Linked DNA regions of Homo sapiens: region 2 is linked to region 1. Evidence: read pairs that join two places in POLR2A ChIA-PET (ENCODE). Cell type or tissue: PC-9. All regions are shown on one strand. Each heading gives the region's core, and the rest is flanking DNA. Links, peaks and the distances in the headings are about the cores only.

What was found. ChIA-PET counts read pairs that join two places held together with the same protein. Peaks named below come from ENCODE experiments on the same cell type or tissue, not always from the same donor. Only the 100,000 strongest peaks of a DNase experiment are listed, where the experiment ranks them.
Region 2: POLR2A ChIA-PET joins it to region 1 with 13 read pairs; 2 of 35 experiments call an interaction of 5 or more read pairs at or near these places.

The regions. Positions count from the first base shown.
Region 1 is chr20:38,245,052-38,255,427 of GRCh38, reverse strand. It overlaps KIAA1755, which reads left to right. Exons shown (of 14, transcript NM_001029864.2): 2 at 9,302-9,499. LOC124904900 (a long non-coding RNA gene) reads right to left here and starts at 3,465. Exons shown (of 3, transcript XR_007067581.1): 1 at 2,158-3,465. RefSeq lists enhancers at 1,867-2,459, 8,486-8,986. In PC-9, for the core only: no CTCF peak of the experiment used is centred there; no DNase peak of the experiment used is centred there.
Region 2 is chr20:38,126,306-38,134,085 of GRCh38, reverse strand. TGM2 (transglutaminase 2) reads left to right here. Exons shown (of 13, transcript NM_004613.4): 11 at 1,586-1,746; 12 at 2,857-2,993; 13 at 3,717-6,701. The coding sequence ends at 3,867. Among named protein-coding and RNA genes, the nearest start is that of TGM2, 35 kb to the left of the region's middle. In PC-9, for the core only: no CTCF peak of the experiment used is centred there; a DNase peak (open chromatin) is centred at 2,365; H3K27ac peaks cover 4,654 bases.

The DNA.
Region 1 (10,376 bases), core at 2,224-7,223:
CAACACTCAGCTGATGCTGATGAGAGGGGGTGTGTGCCCCAAGCCCCTCTATTCCCCATTGCTTCCCTGGTGCTGAGGCTGACTATCTCCAAAGGGTGGAAGTGAGTGCTTTCTCACACTCAGCCAGTGTCTGTCTTCATGTTACCTGTCAGGCCCCTGGAAGCACTTATTTATACCTGTGGCTGTTGGTTTAGACTGACTCTCCCTAGGCCTGAGGCAGGAAGATGGAAGAGACAGATTTTTTTTTTTTTTGAGACAGATCTCACTCTGTCACCCAGGCTGGGGTGCAGTGGCCCAATCTCTGCTCACTGCAGCTTCTGCCTCCCAGTTTCAAGCAATTCTCCTGCCTCGGCCTTCTGAGTAGCTGTGATTTTCAGCACCCGCCACCACACCCGGCTAGTTTTTGTATTTTTAGTAGAGACAGGGTTGCACTATGTTGGCCAGGCTGGTCTCGAACTCCTGACATCAGGTGATCTGCCTGCCTCAGCCTCCCAAAGTACTGGGATTACAGGCATGAGCCACCGTGCCCAGCCAAGACAGATCTTTTTAAACCTTCTCACCAACTGAGGATTAACTGATCCCATTCAGAAACCACATCCCAGCTCCAAACCTTCCTGAAATAGATTATACTTTTTTTTTTTTTTGGAGTTGGGGACTCGCTCTGCCCAGGCTGGAGTACAGTGGTGTGATCATAGTTTACTGCAGTCTCCACCTCCTGGGCTTAAGCGATCCTTCTGTCTCAGTGCCTAAAGTAACTGGGACTACCATGAGCTACCATGCCTGGCTAAGTTTTCCTATTTTTTATAGAGACAGGCTGTCACTATGTTGGCCAGGCTAGTCTCGAACTTCTGGCCCCAAGAGATCCTCCTGTCTCAGCCTCCCAAAGTGCTGGGATTATAGGCATGAGCCACTGCACCCGGCCCCTGATTATACTTTGAATTCTAGAATGCCCCTACTGGAAGGGCCCTTGGAGATAGATATGCTTAGTGCCTCCCTTTTATAGGTGGGGAAACTGAGGCCAGGATCACCCAGAGAGTCAGGGGCATAATCTCACCCTCCCTAGGCATTTTTTTTTTCCCCAAGGAACAGGGCAGAGCTTGAAGGTAGCCCTAGGACTCTGTCCATTTTGGCTTTTCTCAGTCCTCTCTTCCCAAGTAAGGAGGCGGCAGATGCTAAGTGATACTAAAATCTTTGCCCGTTGCAGTAAATGGATAAATCTGGACCTTTAAGAAAAGCTCAGTCCAGCTGGGTGCAGTGGCTCATGACTGTAATCCCAGCACTTTGGGAGGCCAAGGTGGGTGGATCACCTGAGGTCAGGAGTTTTAGACCAGCCTGGCCAACATGATGAAACCCTGTCTCTACTAAAAATACAAAAAATTAGCTGGGCGTGTTGGCAGGTGCCCGTAATCCCAGCTACCTGGGAGGCTGAGGCAGGAGAATCGCTTGAACCCAGGAGGCAGAGGTTGCAGTGAGTCGAGATGGCACCATTGCACTCCAGCCTGGGCAACAAGAGCAAAACTCTTTCTTGAAAAGAAAAGAAAAGAAAAGCTTAATCCACATCTCAGAAAGTCCAGCTAACAACATCTGGTGAGACCATTTACAAAGGGAACCAGCCTTAAAAACACATACTCTCACACTTTTATTTTTTCCCCTCCTAATTATAAAAGCTATACAAGCTGGTTACGGAATGTTTGGAAAATCCGGGAAACTATGAAGAAAATTAAAAGGCTGCCTTACGAGGCCCCTGCCCCGCACAGCCCTCAGGGGTAACTGCAGTTAACACTTTACTTAATGTCCACTTGGAGTTTTTTCTAGGCTTACATGGTTTTATTCATACTATAGATCATACGGTATGACACTGTTTTCTTTAAAAAAAATTCCAATAGTCAGGGGTGGGAGAGTTGGCTGGCAAGGGGCCTCTTTCTGGAGTGGTGGAGGTCTTTTGTCTCTTGATCTGGGTAAGTGGTTACAGGGTTCATACATAGGTAAAAAGGCATCATCCTATGCCTTTTATATTTGTTTATTTTACTTGATAAAAATGGTATTTAAGATTATAATAATAGCAGCTCATTGCAAAGACATTGAAATGGAAGTATACGCACGCCCCTACTCCCCTGCCCAGGTTATAACCGCTGTGAGCAAGTAGTCCCTCCTAACCTGCAAGCTTCCCTGGGTCAGTCCAGAAGGTCGTGAGCATGGTATAGGAGCCAGCAGTGCGGGCCTGGTTCTGCCTGTCCCCTTGATGAGCTCCTTCTCTGACCTTGGGCTGCAGGGGAGGGGGCTGTGGCTCGTCTCACCTTCTTCCTTTTCAGCCTCACACCCGCTGGCTCCTGCCTGGGAACAGCCTGGCTCCTGCCGGGCTGCGGGCTGTGTTCACTGGGAAGGAATGGAAACACATCTATTAAGTTTCATGGAAATCATGCTGAGGGGCCCACGTCTGGTGTTTGGGTTCCTGTGGTCCCAGGCTGGGCTGCCGGGTGGATTGGGAATGAGAGTGGCTAGCGTTCCTTCCTGCAGCCGCCTGGGCACCCCCACACCCACCACAGTGTGCTTCCTCCAATACTTGGATGGCTTATGAGCCCCTGGGGTTCAGGCCTGTAGTGGGTAATGTGCTGGCCAAGAGCTCGGAGCTCTGTTAACTCGGAACATACTTCCTTTTTACTGGCTGCCCCTTAAATGGTAACAGTGTGTGGCAAACCAAGCCAATTTGTGAAAGCTAAGGGTGTCCCGGTCTCTGAGCCTTGCTCTGTGAGAGGTAAACAGTTTCTTCAGGCTCTACTAGAAACTGGGAAGGACAGGCAGCTGGGATCGTCAGTCCCCACAGCTGGTGGTCCCCAGGCAGAGGGGGCGGCAGGAAACAGGGGAAGATCTGGGCAGACTTGGCAGGCCCCAATCTGGATTGGATCCTGGCTCTGTCTTTCTCTTCTGTGCGGTCTTGGGCAAGATCAGCCTCGGTTTCTTGACTTGCAAAACGGGTCATTCCTACTTGGCTCCTGGCATCGTTGTGTGGGCTAAGCAAGAGAATGCAAGTAGGGGACCTGGGCACAGTAGCCGCCTGGAGACTGTTGTTATCATTGGGGTGACAGTAGTGGACACAGGGAGGGACCAGGAGATGGGGGATGCTTCACACAGAGGCTGGGACTTAAGCTTGGGCTGACAGGATGAGTGAAAATAAGTAAGAATGAATAGCAATAACAGCAGCGGCCATGCCTTTGACTTTCCCCAAGACCCTGTACATCCATTAATTAGCTCCTTGTGTGTCTAGAACAATCATCTGAGTGAGGTAGGATAGGAATCAGAATCCCATCTATGTGCAGAAGGGGAAACTGAGGCACATCAGGGAAAGATAGTTTAACTCACTGTTTCCCTGAGGTTAGGATGCAGACCACAGTGATGACATAGACAACTGGCAAGGGGCCTCTCTCTGGAGTATGGAGCTCTTTTGTCTCTTGATCTGGGTAAGTGGTTACAGGGGCTCATACATAGGTTAAAAAGGCATCAACCTGTGCCCTTTAAATTTGTTTATTTTACTTGACGAAAATGATACTTAAGATTATAATGGGGCCAGGCACAGTGTCTCATGCCTGTAATCTCAGCACTTCAGGAGGCCGAGGAGGGCGGATCACCTGAGGTCAGGAGTTCAAGACCAGCTTGGCCAACATGGTGAAACTGCATCTCTACTAAAACTACAAAAATTAGCTGGGCGCGGTGGTGGGTGCCTATAATCCCAGCTACATGGGAGGCTGAAGCAGAAGAATCACTTGAGCCCGGGAGGCGGAGGTTGCAGTGAGCCAAGATTGCATCACTGTACTCCAGCCTGGGTGACAAAGTGAGACTCTGTCTCAAAAAAAAAAAAAAAAGACTATAATAGCAGTGGCTCATTGCAAAGACATTGAAATAGAAGTATACACATCCCCCCACCCCCACTCCATTGCCCAGGTATAACCACTGTGAGCAGGTAGTTTTCTATGTCCCTCTGCACTACAAGGTTCCCTGGGTCAGTCCAGAAGGTCATGAGCATAGTATAGGGGCCAGGAATGCGGGCCTGGTTAGACACAAGGTATGTCACAGACTGGAACTAAATGACATGGAACCATGTGATGGACAATCAGTCCCTTTCAAATTCCCTGAGCTTCTCCAGACCTAAGGAGAAAGACTTCCTCTGGGGATAAGATGTCTTTAACATCTCTCTGATGCATTTGGGAGAAAGAGAGGGAGAAGACCCCCTTAGGCTCCAAGAGGTGACCAGATGTCCCTAGAATTTAATGGTACTATTCGTTTTCATTGTTTATTTTTATTTTTTAAAGTAGTTTATTTTCACAGAAATACAAACAGTAAACAAAAAATATACTTTATATAAGTAATATATTTAAATATATTTTAATAAATGAAATAATACAAAAACCATCCAATGCATCATCAGTTTATTTTTGGAGTTACATTCGATTTATGCCAGTTTACAGTTATTTCTCCATTTATAGTGATGATGTAATAACAGTTATAATATTGCCACAGATCCACCCAAACATGGTGATTCCTACCTTCTTCTTCTTGCCCTTGCCCCCACATGTGCCTGGTAACATGGCCGCCCCCACATATCCCCACCTGTGTAGAACATCATGGCGCCCTGCATTTGCATATTAAAAAGCTAGGGTAGTAGGGCCAGTTTTTTCGTGGGCTACATGAGTGACATGCCTGGTCAAACCAATCCCTTGAGCCCTATGCAAATCAGACACCATCTCCTCCAACCTCCTCGTAGAAGCAGCCACTTTTCTGCAGCACACGGGGTTTTCTCTTTGTTAGAATCCTCCTCCCTCTGTCTCCATACAGGGGAACTGTTTTCTTCTTCCTTCTTTCTTTCTTGCCTATTAAACTTTCTGCTCCTTAAAACCACACACACACACACACACACACAGACACACACACACACACACACACACCATAATAATAATAATAATAATAATATGACCACAGAAATTGTAGTGATGGCTCTTACTTAATGAGCACCTACTAAATTCTAGTCCTGTGCAGAGAATTCGCATGTATTACCTCAATACACCCAATCTTGATCAACTCCTTAAGGTGGGTGTAATTACAGTCTCCATTTTACAGATGAGGAAACTGAGGCACAACGAGTTAAATCTGACTTGCCAGGTACACACAACCAGTAAGTGACAGAACCAGAGTTTGAACCCGGGCAGTCTGGCTGCACTTGCATAACCACTGTGATGATACAGAGTCTCATTGAAAAACACAATTATGTAAGTTTTGAAAAAGTGAGTGGATTTGAAGAAAAATAGTAAGTGCTAATAGTATGCATGGTATGAGGAGATGCTAAACATCATAAAAGTCATCATGAATGATTAAATTTCCAAAACCAAAACAAATCAAGCTTAGCCCAGCTCAATATGCTTTCTTTACACAAGGAAAGAGGCCCAGAGAGGGAAAGGACCTACTCAAGGCTGCACAGAGAGGCTGGAGCCAACGTCTCAACAGAGAGGCCAGAGCCCAAGTCTCAGGAGAGAGGAGGGAGGGAGTGGGGAGGGCACCTGGCAGGGGAAGGGACTGCTCCCAGGATTGCATGGGGTGGGAAATGTCAGAGTTTGACCATGATTGGTGGGGGTTGGGGGGGGATTAGAAGAGGACACCGGGCCAGATGAGACCTTCCCTGTTCTGCCAAGTTGAAGGCCCCTCCCTCCACCTCAGTGTAAAACCTCCTGGGTACATGTGATTTCAGCACCAGATGCCTGTCGGTCCATCATCCTCTCTGAGCTCACTGCCACGGCAGTGCCCGGACCCTGTTTCCATCACAATGGGCTGTGGACACTCATTCATTCACTCATTCATTCTACAAATAGTGATGGCGGTCCCCTGCGCCCAGCACTGTGTGGGCTACGGGTGGGAGGGAGCCTCAGTCCTCTGTAAAAGCCTCCTGGCATTGGAATCTTGCTGGCATTGAGAAATGCCACCCTCCTCCTCCTCAGAGTTCCTATTGTATTTCTCTTTCTTCAGGGGCCTCATTTACTAAAATGATTTTTCCCTCCTTAAGTAAGCTCCCTTTGAGTGGGGTCCTTATTTATTCTCATCTCCCTTTGCCCCCCTGGGCAACAGGTGGACCTGGAGCTTGCAACCAGGCTGGGGCAACCAGAAGGGCCCCCGTGAGGCTCATGACCTATGGGTCCTAAGACCATACCTGGGTGGAAACCTCTGGCCTAGTCCAACTTGTCTATTTGACAGAAAAATGGTGGTTCTGACCAGGCGTGGTGGTTCATGCCTCTAATCCCAGCATTTTGGGAAGGCGAGACGGGTGGCTAGCTTGAGCTCAGGAGTTCAAGACCAGCCTGGGCAACATGGTGAAACCCCATCTCTACCAAAAATACAAAAATTAGCTAGGCATGGTGGTGGGTGCCTGTGGTCCACAGCTACTCGGGAGGCTGAGGTGGAAGGATTGCTGGAGCCCAGGAAGTCAAGACTGCAGTGAGCCGAGATAGCACCACTGCACTCCAGTCTGGGCAACAGAGCAAGATCTTGTCTTTAAAAACAAACAAACAAACAAACAAACAAAAAGGCCAAGCACGGTGGCTCATCCCTGTAATTCCAGCTACTCGGGCTGAGGCAGGAGAATCGCTTCAACCCAGAAGGCGGAGGCTGCAGCAAGCAGAGATCGGAACACTGCACTCCAGCCTGGGCAACAGAGCAAGACTCTGTCTCAAAAATAATAATAATAATAATAATAATAATAATAAAGAGAAGACAAGAAAAGGAAAAGAAAAATTGTGATTCAGAGAGGGACATTTTGTTTCTTCTGCCATAAAATTTATGAAGCACCTGTTTGTGCCTGGTCCTGTGCAGACACCGAGGCCCCAAAGAGGAAAAGAAGCCAGTGCTTACTGTACCTGCCTCCTGTTGCCACCGTAGCAAATGATCATGCACTTTAGTTTCAAGCTACACAAGTATAGTACCTTGCAGGTAATAAAAGATCAGAGGCCTGACATGCATTTCACTGGGCCAAAAACAAAGTCTTGGCAGGGCTATTTCTCTTCTGGAGGCTCTAGGGGAGAATCCATTTGCTTGCCTTCTCCAGCTTCTAGGAGACGCCCGCATTCCTTGGCTCCCGCTCTATGTTCCAAGCCAGCAACATCACATCTCTCTGATCCTGCTTCCGTTGTCATATTTCCGCTATTTATTTATTATTTTATTTTATTTATTATTGCTCTGTCGCCTAGGCTGGAGTGCAGTGGCGCCATCTTGGCTCACTGAAACCTCCATCTCCCAGGTTCAAGCAATTCTCATGCCTTGGCCTCCCGAGTAGCTGGGATTACAGGCATGCATCACCACACCGGGCTACTTTTTTGTATTTTTAGTAAAGATGGGGTTTTGCTATGTTGGCCAGGCTGGCCTTGAACTCCTGACCTCAAGGGATCCACCCACCTCAGCCTCCCAAAGTGCTGGGATACAGGCATGAGCCACCACACCCAGCCTATTTACGATTTTTAATGTAATAAGAGATGGGATCTCACTATGTTGCCCAGGCTGGTCTCAAATTCCTAGCCTCAGGCGATCCTCCCACCTCAGCTTCCCAGAGTGCTGGGATTACAGGTGTGAGCCACCACCCCTGGCCCATAGTCACATTTCCTCTTACCCTTCCCTCTTCTGCATCCTCTTCCACCTGGTGATTACACTGGGCCCATTTGTCTAATCCAGGATGGTCTCCTTGTTTTAAAGTCAGCTGATTAGCAAACTTAATTCCATTGGTAGCCTTAACTCCCCTTTGTCTTGTAACAGCACGTTCACAGGTTCCAGAGATTAGGATGAGGGCGTCATTGGAGGTCATTCTACCCATTACACCTGCCTTTAGATGGGAACCGCTGTAATAGGGGTACTATAGGATCCCAGAAAAGGGGACACCTGATCTCCCTGGGGTAGTTGGGGGCACCCAAGAAAATCTCCTGGAGGAGTTGACAGCTGACCTGAGTCTTGAATGAGGAGTTGGCCAGGTGAGGAGGGGTGGAAGTGAAGGGCATTCCAGCAGGAAGCCACTGCATGTGCGGTGGCCTCGAGGTGAGCAAGGGAAGGCATGTGCCACTGTGGCCGAAGCATGGAGAGGGGTGGCGAGGCTGGAGGGGAGGCGGGGGCGGAGGGCAGCTGCCAGATCTCAGGGGAGCTGGATGCCTGGAGGCTGATGCTTCCTGAAGACGGTGGGAACCTTTGAGGAGTTTGGAGCAGAGACTGATGAGGTCTGGTTTGCATTTGAGAAAGGTCGCTCTGGGGTCCTGGTGGAAAATGGCTGGGGTGAGGCAGACGAGAATTTGGCAGCCAAAGAGAGGAGTCAGGTGATCCTGGGTCCTGGGCCCAGTTTTCCCTCTTCTGGACTCTGACTGCCAGGGGGACGGGCTGACTGCCTTCTGGATCCCTTCCTGGAAGAGGCGGTGAAGCCTGGATCAGGGCGGGGGCAGGGGACAGCGCGGAGCACCTGGCTGGAGAGCTGTTGGTGGAGGGGAAGTGGTGTGGGACACACTGAGGGCTGATTGTGGGTTGGGAGGCAGGAGGAGAAGCAGTGCTGTGAGCAGATTTCTGGCCTAGGAGCCTGACTGGGCGGTGGGGTCATCACCGAGGTAGGACTGGGGGAGGAGCAGGTTTGGGAAGTTGCCAGGTTGGGTCTGATATGTTGGCGGTTGGTGGCTGAGAGGCATCTAGGAGGTCCATGGGAGGCAGCTGGCTGTACAGTCTGCAGCCGTGGACTTGTATCAGTTATTGCTGTGTGAAAAATGACCCCAAAGCTCAGTGGCAAAACAGCAATCACTTATTCTCACTCTCCCATCTGCATGTGGAGTGGGGCTGTCTGGTCTGGGCTGGGCTTCCCTCGTGGCTCAGCTTCAGGCTGCAGGCCTGCAGGCCAGCCAGGCGGTCAGACTGGGGCAATGCCAAAATCCTCTTTCCCTTTGACCCTGACCTGAATGCCCACCCCCCACCCCTATTCCTCCACGTCTCCGTGGATCAGCAGATGACATTTGAGCAAAGACCTGCAAGAGGTGTGGGAATGAGGCTGTCTTGAGGAAGAGCATTCTAGGCAGAGGGAACAGCCAGTGCAAAGGCCCCGAGGTGAGATTGTGCCTAGTGTGTTTGAGGGACAGGAAAGAAGGCCAGTGTGGCTGGCAGTGATGAGTGAGGGGGGTGGGGTAGGAGAGGAGGTCAGAGAATTAGCAGGGGCCTTAGGCATATGGGGCCTGGAAGGTCACGGGAAGTGGTCTCTGCCCTTATTATCATTGCTATTATCACCCCCTCCTCCTGTCCCCCACAGGACCCTCCATCCCTCGACACAGCCATCCAGCATGCCCTGGCGGGCCTCTATCCTCCTTTCGAGGCCACAGCACCCACCGTCCTGGGTCAGGTGTTCCGTCTCCTGGACTCTGGCTTCCAGGGGGATGGGCTGAGCTTCCTTCTGGATTTCCTGATCCCTGCCAAGCGCCTGTGTGAGCAAGTGCGAGAAGCAGCCTGTGTAAGTCAAGAGGGAAACAGGGACAGGGAACAAGCTGTTCCAGAAAGTCATGGGGCTAGAGGCGGGCAGAGAAGGAGGTGGGCTGGCCTGTGTCTTGTTTCACGGGGAGCTGAGGGTGTGGGGGGACTTTCCAAGTATCATTGCTTGCCCAGGGGGAGACATCAGCCCCCCAGATCGAAGGGGATTTACCTTGTGACATCTATGAGTTCATTACATTGTACTGTCACCAGCAGAGAAGAAGGCCTGAGTAAAGGCATCCTTGGGGGCTCCCTGGTCTTGGGGAGCCTGCCCTGCGCCTGACATTGTGGGCACTGCCAAGTGCCTTTGGTGAAGTGAGGCAGCTTCAGTGGAAATAGCAGAGAAGGTCCTAGAGCTTCCCTGGAGCCCCTGAGGCATCAGGACTCTTGCTTTCTTCCCCTGTGACCTCTTCAAACTCAGATCTCAGGGAGGCCTCTGCCAAGGCAAAGTGGAGAGAAAAGTGTTTTAGCCAGACTCATTGGCTGCAAATGACAGAATCCTCACTCAAACCAGGGAAGGGTGGATCAGGCCTCAGGCCCAAGTTGATCCACTGATCAAATCCCTTGAAGATCCTTTCTGTCCCTAGTCTCTGCTTTGCGCTGCTTGTTGGCATTATTCTTCCAGGCTAAGTGTTCCCACAAGGCTGGAACCCAGGGAAGCTCAAGGATTTATATTCTATCCTAGAGAGGAAAATAAACTCTTTCCCATCCACTGCACATAGAAAAATCTCAAGGAAGGATCCTGATTGGCCAGGCTTGGGTCATATGCCCATTCCTGGACCAATCACTGTGGCCAGAGGAGTGGGGTACCAGGATTGGCCAAGCTTGAGTCACGTGTCTACCTCTATGGTCAGAGGGTG
Region 2 (7,780 bases), core at 1-5,000, 120 kb after region 1:
TCTGAGGGTGCTGATTTGCCTCTGGCCTCCTAAGCCTTGCCAATCTCCCTCTTTAGCAGTAGACTCAGGTCTGAAACTCAGAGTCCACAGCACATCACTGTATCTGGCCAGAATTGAATATGCATGACTTTGTTTGTATTTTCTCTCTTTTTTTCCCCCTTGAGACAGGGTCTCACTCTGTTGCCCAGGCTGGAGTGCAGTGGTGCAATCACGGCTCACTGCAGCCTCGACCTTCCAGGCCCAAGCGATCCTCCCACCTCAGCCTCCCAAGTAGCTGGAACTATAGGCTCACCCCACCACTCCCGGCTTGAATTTTTGTATTTTTTATAGAGACGGGGTCTCACTATGTTGCTCAGGCTGGTCTCAAACTCCTGGGCTCAAGCAATCCTCCTGCCTCAGCCTCCCAAAGTGCTGGGATTACAGGCGCGAGCCACTACACCCAACTACTTGTATTTATTTACTGCTCCTCCCTGCCTCCTACAAACAGACCCCAGGTCTGTTTTCTTAAATGCTAAACTACATGAATCCTTAAAATGCTAAACTGCTAAGGTCCTCCAGCCTCAGTGTTCTTTTCAGAAACATGGGGCTAAGAACCACACTTCAGTGGGTAGCTTTGTTCCTGCCATCTTCTTTCTCATCCCCATATCACTGTGCGGCTTTTGCTCTGCAACGACCCTTGGTCTTACCTCTGCCCAGCAGGTGATAAGATCTGGGAACAGAGAGGAAACAGAGGGGAAACAGAGAGGGGAGGTCATCTCCCCGGGCTCACACAGCCAGTGAGTGGCCAGACAGGGCCTGAGGCAAGTCTCCCAATCTGAGCACTTACTGGCAGAGGTGATTCTTCATCTGTGCAACGGGTACAGCATCACGAGCCTCGTGGAGGGAAATGACCTTATGTCCATGAGAGGCATTCTTCAGTGAGTGTGGACCATATTGTTGGACTCTAAGATCTGGATTATTAGTCCAGATGCCTGCACAGTACATATCAGCTGTGTGACCTAGGACAACGTTATTTCACCTGCTGGAGACTCAGTTTTCTCATCTGTAAGTTGGGTGGTAATACACGTACAAGCCTTTTAGGGTTGTCATGTAGGTGAAGTAGGAGCCCGCCGTGGGAAGTGCAGTGCCTGGTGCAGCAAGCAGATGTCGGCTCTGATCCTCCCCAGGATGAAGGGCCCGCGGCTCACACACCCTGAGTCCCGAGCGCACCAGGCTCTTCCGGGACACTCGCTCAGCTCATCCTCCCACAGCCTTAGGAGTGCCTGTGCCACGCAGATCCAAACATCGAGGACCTGGGAGGTGGAGTGGCTCACGCGGGGTCACCCATTAGAAGAGGCAAAGGCAGGATTAGAACCAAGGCCCGTGGGAGTCCAAGTGCGTCCTCTACCCGCTGCTCAGTGTCCACTCTCCAGCTCCTCGCTGGGAACCCTGGAGCCACAGTGGGGAGTTCAGGGATCCGCCCAGCCATTCCCCCGCTGTGTGACCCCAAGCACATTCCTTCCCCTCTCTGTGCCTCTTGGAGTTGCAAGAGAGTTGGGAGGGGTGATTCTGCATCATGAGCACCCTCCTTTCTCCCCTTCTGCAGAGAAGAGCGTTCCTCTTTGCATCCTCTATGAGAAATACCGTGACTGCCTTACGGAGTCCAACCTCATCAAGGTGCGGGCCCTCCTCGTGGAGCCAGTTATCAACAGCTACCTGCTGGCTGAGAGGGACCTCTACCTGGAGAATCCAGAAATCAAGATCCGGGTAAGGGCAGGCTGGGCAAGGGGCAGGGTCCCAGGGCAGCTCAGCGCTGGGGAGAGGGCAGATCCCTACCCCCACCCCACACACCTGCATCCCTGCAAGCTCCAGACCTTTGGTGCCTTAGCGATCCTCAAATCCTAGCCTCATCGAAGAAAAGCATCATGAAGCCTAGAGAATTGGGGACTCGTAGCCTCTAGGAATGAATCTGAAAATCCCAGAGTGTTAGGGTCATGGAATTTGGGGATCTTAGAGTCATGAATCCTTCAAATGCTATACTACTAAGGCTGGAACCCCCAGGCACTGGGCACTGGTGGGGCAGGGTGGGGTGGGGGAGTGAAGGGCACAGACTAGAGTCTCACTGCCTGAATTTGTACCAGGGCAGCCCTGGGCATGTGAGTTTGCCCCTCTGTGCCTCAGTTTATTCATCTGTAACATGGGGTTAATAATAGCACTGAGGGGTGTTGTAAGAATTAAAAGCATATCCACAGGAAACACATAGAGCCATCCTCAGCACATGATAAGGGCTCACTGAAAGCTAACTATCCTTATCATCGCCATCATCATCATTATAGCCCTTCACTTAGAGGAGCCGCAGCCCACAACCCCTAAGGGCAACAATTACACTTAAATGGTAAACAGCAGAGGGAGCGGCAGTGAGCAGTGTGTCAGACATTCTGCTGGAAGCTTGCACATATTAGCTCAGTTAATCCTCACAAGAACCCTCAGTCAGGCATTTCTCTCCCATGAAGAATCCAAGGTGTACAGAGTGGGGAGTAACTTCCCCAGGTCACACAGTGAAGAAGAGGCAGAGATCAGCCTGGCTCAAAAGCCTGTGATCTTTCCCCTCCAGACCCTGGGACAAGGGAGGCACTTTGGACATCCCCTGGGTCACGTGGAGCCTCATTGCAGCTCCATGCAGGAGACCTGGGCCGGTAGCACAATCGGTGTTTTCCCGATGAAGAAACTGAGGCACAGAGGTGGGGGGAGGGGGGGTGATCGTGGCAGACCTGGGTACAGCTTTGTTCAGCAAATATTGGGCCAAATTGCAGTGAATGCAGACAGCCCAGCCTGGATCCCACCTGCCCTTGACATCTGCCCCATGCCCTCTTCCAGATCCTTGGGGAGCCCAAGCAGAAACGCAAGCTGGTGGCTGAGGTGTCCCTGCAGAACCCGCTCCCTGTGGCCCTGGAAGGCTGCACCTTCACTGTGGAGGGGGCCGGCCTGACTGAGGAGCAGAAGACGGTGGAGATGTAAGTGCTGGCTGCTCTAGCTTTGGGGCCTGGGGGAAGCGGGCAGATGCCGGTGGGGGTAGAGACTGTCCTTAGGTACCAAGCCCTGGCTGAAAATCCCCTCCTCTCATCTCCCACACAGCTGTGCCCACTCCCAGACACCCTGGGGCTAGAGTTCCCACCGTCACATTCTCTGTCAATGCTGACACCACCCATGCACAGATCTGCCACAGACCTCCACAGTGACATCATCCGTCAATAGGCGCTCACCTGCAGACACGTGCATCCTCACATAGACAGGTATCTGCCCTCCGAATGTCCACACATGAGCATGCACACACATATGCATGCGTGGGTGTTTCCACATAGATACGTAGCTGCACACATACATACGAGCACACACTTCTTTTTTACTTTTTTACTGTAATGTAACTTATATACAGTAAAAAGCACAGATCACCTATGTACAGCTCAATACATTTTCACACACACGGCTACCTGAGCCTATCCCCTTGTGCCCCTAAATGCACCATCTGCTTTTATGCACACGGACACACATGCGTGCACAGGCACTGTTCACTCTAGGAGGGCAGATTGTCCAGGCCCCGCAGAGGGCCGAGAATGAGGCCCATTCATGGACACGCTGTGCTGATCCTCGGAGGTCACGTGACTTCCTGGCTGGACCCCAGCATGCGGGAGCCAGGCCTTGGGCCCCTTTCCTCACCACCCCCTCTCTCCCTGCAGCCCAGACCCCGTGGAGGCAGGGGAGGAAGTTAAGGTGAGAATGGACCTGCTGCCGCTCCACATGGGCCTCCACAAGCTGGTGGTGAACTTCGAGAGCGACAAGCTGAAGGCTGTGAAGGGCTTCCGGAATGTCATCATTGGCCCCGCCTAAGGGACCCCTGCTCCCAGCCTGCTGAGAGCCCCCACCTTGATCCCAATCCTTATCCCAAGCTAGTGAGCAAAATATGCCCCTTCTTGGGCCCCAGACCCCAGGGCAGGGTGGGCAGCCTATGGGGGCTCTCGGAAATGGAATGTGCCCCTGGCCCATCTCAGCCTCCTGAGCCTGTGGGTCCCCACTCACCCCCTTTGCTGTGAGGAATGCTCTGTGCCAGAAACAGTGGGAGCCCTGACCTTGGCTGACTGGGGCTGGGGTGAGAGAGGAAAGACCTACATTCCCTCTCCTGCCCAGATGCCCTTTGGAAAGCCATTGACCACCCACCATATTGTTTGATCTACTTCATAGCTCCTTGGAGCAGGCAAAAAAGGGACAGCATGCCCCTTGGCTGGATCAGGGAATCCAGCTCCCTAGACTGCATCCCGTACCTCTTCCCATGACTGCACCCAGCTCCAGGGGCCCTTGGGACAGCCAGAGCTGGGTGGGGACAGTGATAGGCCCAAGGTCCCCTCCACATCCCAGCAGCCCAAGCTTAATAGCCCTCCCCCTCAACCTCACCATTGTGAAGCACCTACTATGTGCTGGGTGCCTCCCACACTTGCTGGGGCTCACGGGGCCTCCAACCCATTTAATCACCATGGGAAACTGTTGTGGGCGCTGCTTCCAGGATAAGGAGACTGAGGCTTAGAGAGAGGAGGCAGCCCCCTCCACACCAGTGGCCTCGTGGTTATTAGCAAGGCTGGGTAATGTGAAGGCCCAAGAGCAGAGTCTGGGCCTCTGACTCTGAGTCCACTGCTCCATTTATAACCCCAGCCTGACCTGAGACTGTCGGAGAGGCTGTCTGGGGCCTTTATCAAAAAAAGACTCAGCCAAGACAAGGAGGTAGAGAGGGGACTGGGGGACTGGGAGTCAGAGCCCTGGCTGGGTTCAGGTCCCACGTCTGGCCAGGCACTGCCTTCTCCTCTCTGGGCCTTTGTTTCCTTGTTGGTCAGAGGAGTGATTGAACCAGCTCATCTCCAAGGATCCTCTCCACTCCATGTTTGCAATGCTTTTATATGGCCCAGCCTTGTAAATAACCACAAGGTCCACTCCCTGCTCCACGAAGCCTTAAGCCATAGGCCCAGGATATTTCTGAGAGTGAAACCATGACTGTGACCACCTTCTGTCCCCAGCCCTGTCCTGGTTCCTTCCTATGCCCAGGTACCACCCTTCAGACCCCAGTTCTAGGGGAGAAGAGCCCTGGACACCCCTGCTCTACCCATGAGCCTGCCCGCTGCAATGCCTAGACTTCCCAACAGCCTTAGCTGCCAGTGCTGGTCACTAACCAACAAGGTTGGCACCCCAGCTACCCCTTCTTTGCAGGGCTAAGGCCCCCAAACATAGCCCCTGCCCCGGAGGAAGCTTGGGGAACCCATGAGTTGTCAGCTTTGACTTTATCTCCTGCTCTTTCTACATGACTGGGCCTCCCTTGGGCTGGAAGAATTGGGGATTCTCTATTGGAGGTGAGATCACAGCCTCCAGGGCCCCCCAAATCCCAGGGAAGGACTTGGAGAGAATCATGCTGTTGCATTTAGAACTTTCTGCTTTGCACAGGAAAGAGTCACACAATTAATCAACATGTATATTTTCTCTATACATAGAGCTCTATTTCTCTACGGTTTTATAAAAGCCTTGGGTTCCAACCAGGCAGTAGATGTGCTTCTGAACCGCAAGGAGCAAACACTGAAATAAAATAGTTTATTTTTCACACTCAAACTAGGTCTGGTCTGTTCCTTTATGAGTTTGGAGGGAGATGGGTAGGTGAGCTCGCTCACACCTGGACCCCCACTTCCTGCCTAGGAGTCTTTCCTGAGCCTCAGCCCTGTCCCTGCGTTTAAACTTTACTGGCATTCAAGGTCCTACACAGGCTGGCTCCATCTCCGGCCCCTTCCACCAACAGTCTGTTTTTGGGCCACAATTAACTTCCTGTATCCCCAGAACACCCTGCGTAGTTGTCTACCTCTTGGCTTTTGTGTATGTAGTTCCCTGAGCCTGGAGTGCCCCTCCTTTTCTTTCCCTGCTTGGCAAACTCCTACTCATCCTATAATGCTTAACACCAAAGTCACCTCTTCTGTGAAACCTTCCTTGATATCTTTTCGGGTCCCCAGAGTCCTGGAATATGGACCAATTCAAACATTTATCACAGTAAATTTTACTTCCACGTTGGCCTATCTGTCCCCTTCTCCATCCTATCTGAAGCCCTCGAGGCAGGGACCACGTATCTCTTAAATACACTAATAAATGCTGAATTGGTAAATGAATGTTTCCTAACTCAACTCCCACAAGACCTGTGCTGTCCCATAGAAATAATACATGAGCCACAAATGCAAGCCACATATGTAATTTAGAATTTTCTAGTGACCACATTGAAAACAGTAAAAAAGCCATAGGTGGAATTAGCTTTAATAATGTATTTTATTTAATCCAATATATCCAAAACATTATTTCAACATGTAATCAATATAAGAATTAGTAAGGTATTTGACCTTCTTATTTTTGTACTCAATCTTTGAAATGTGGTGTGTGTTTTATACTGACAGCAGGTCTCAATTTGAACTAGCTGCATTTCAAGTGCTCGGTAGCCAGTCTGGCTAGTACTGGATGAAGCAGGTCTAGACTGCGATTCCGTGGATGTGCAGACTTGGTCATTCATCTCATTCCCCACCATCGAAGCACTCATGAGTATCTGTTGAATGAATAGATGATGGGGACAGTCCCCACCCTTGGGAAGTCATGTAGAAAGACATGACATGCACATAAAAAATAAATCAAAATAAAAACATGACATCACGTGTTCTGGGTGCCGAATCCTTCTGTTCCTTGGACGCTACAACCTGGTGCTGGCTGGGTGGCTTGATAATTGTATCAGTGAGTCACCAGCTGGAAAACAGAAACCGCACTACTATTTCAGGCAGAGAGGGAGTTCATAGAGGAAGTTCATTCCAGAAGTATCCAAAGGGGCAGAGGAGCAGATGGGAGAAGGAGTGTGACCTAGAAATTGGGAAGCAGCTGCAAAGCCCACGAGCTGGCGCCCACAGCCCTAGAACCAACATAGCTGCTGGGAAATACAGAGCCTGCGGAAGCCACCTGAGGCTGCAGCCAGAGGCAGGCTGGCATCTCCCCTCCTCAGGCCTCTTTCCCACTGGCAGATCCCAACCTGAAACCGGCTGGGAAGCAGCTCTGGAAAATGTCATTTTCCAACTTCCAGCCCCCTGAAATACAGAGAGGGTAAGCAAGGGCAAGGATGGAGTAGTTGGGACCTATTGCCATTCCCTGTGCTAAAAACACTTTTACTATCCTCTCTACCTAATGAACTCTTACTCAACCTGCAAAACCCTGCCCCAAGGAGGCCTCCTTTGTGAAGCCTTCCTGGACTGCAGCCAACTGCCTTGACCTCCCCAGACCTTTACGATACTGGATACTCGGCAGCCTTAGTTAGGAATAGCAGTTTCTGTGCCTGTCCCTTCTTCCGGAGCACCCTGAGGGCAGGGTCAGGGCACAGCCCCAACAAGGGCTGCCAACTCTGGCTTCCAGGCCTGAACAGCCTCCCGGCTATACAGCAGGGGCAGGGCTGCTCCAGCCAGGGCTGCTGACACTGGGCAGGTGCACAGGCCTCCCTGATCAGCCCCCAAGCCTGCCCCACTCCGGGGAGCCCACTAGCCAGGAACCCAGGAAGGGGAAGGATACTGACTCTTTGGGGCACATATGTCCATTTTACAGACAGAGAAAATGAGCCTGAGGCCTTGCCCCTCAAACCCCATGTGAGGGCTGAGTCTGGGCCCCACAAGGACAGTGCTGGGCACTGCTCTTTGGCAGGTCAGGGCTGCCAATCCCCACCCAAGCTCTGCTCATAGCTTGGTGCCAGGGGCCT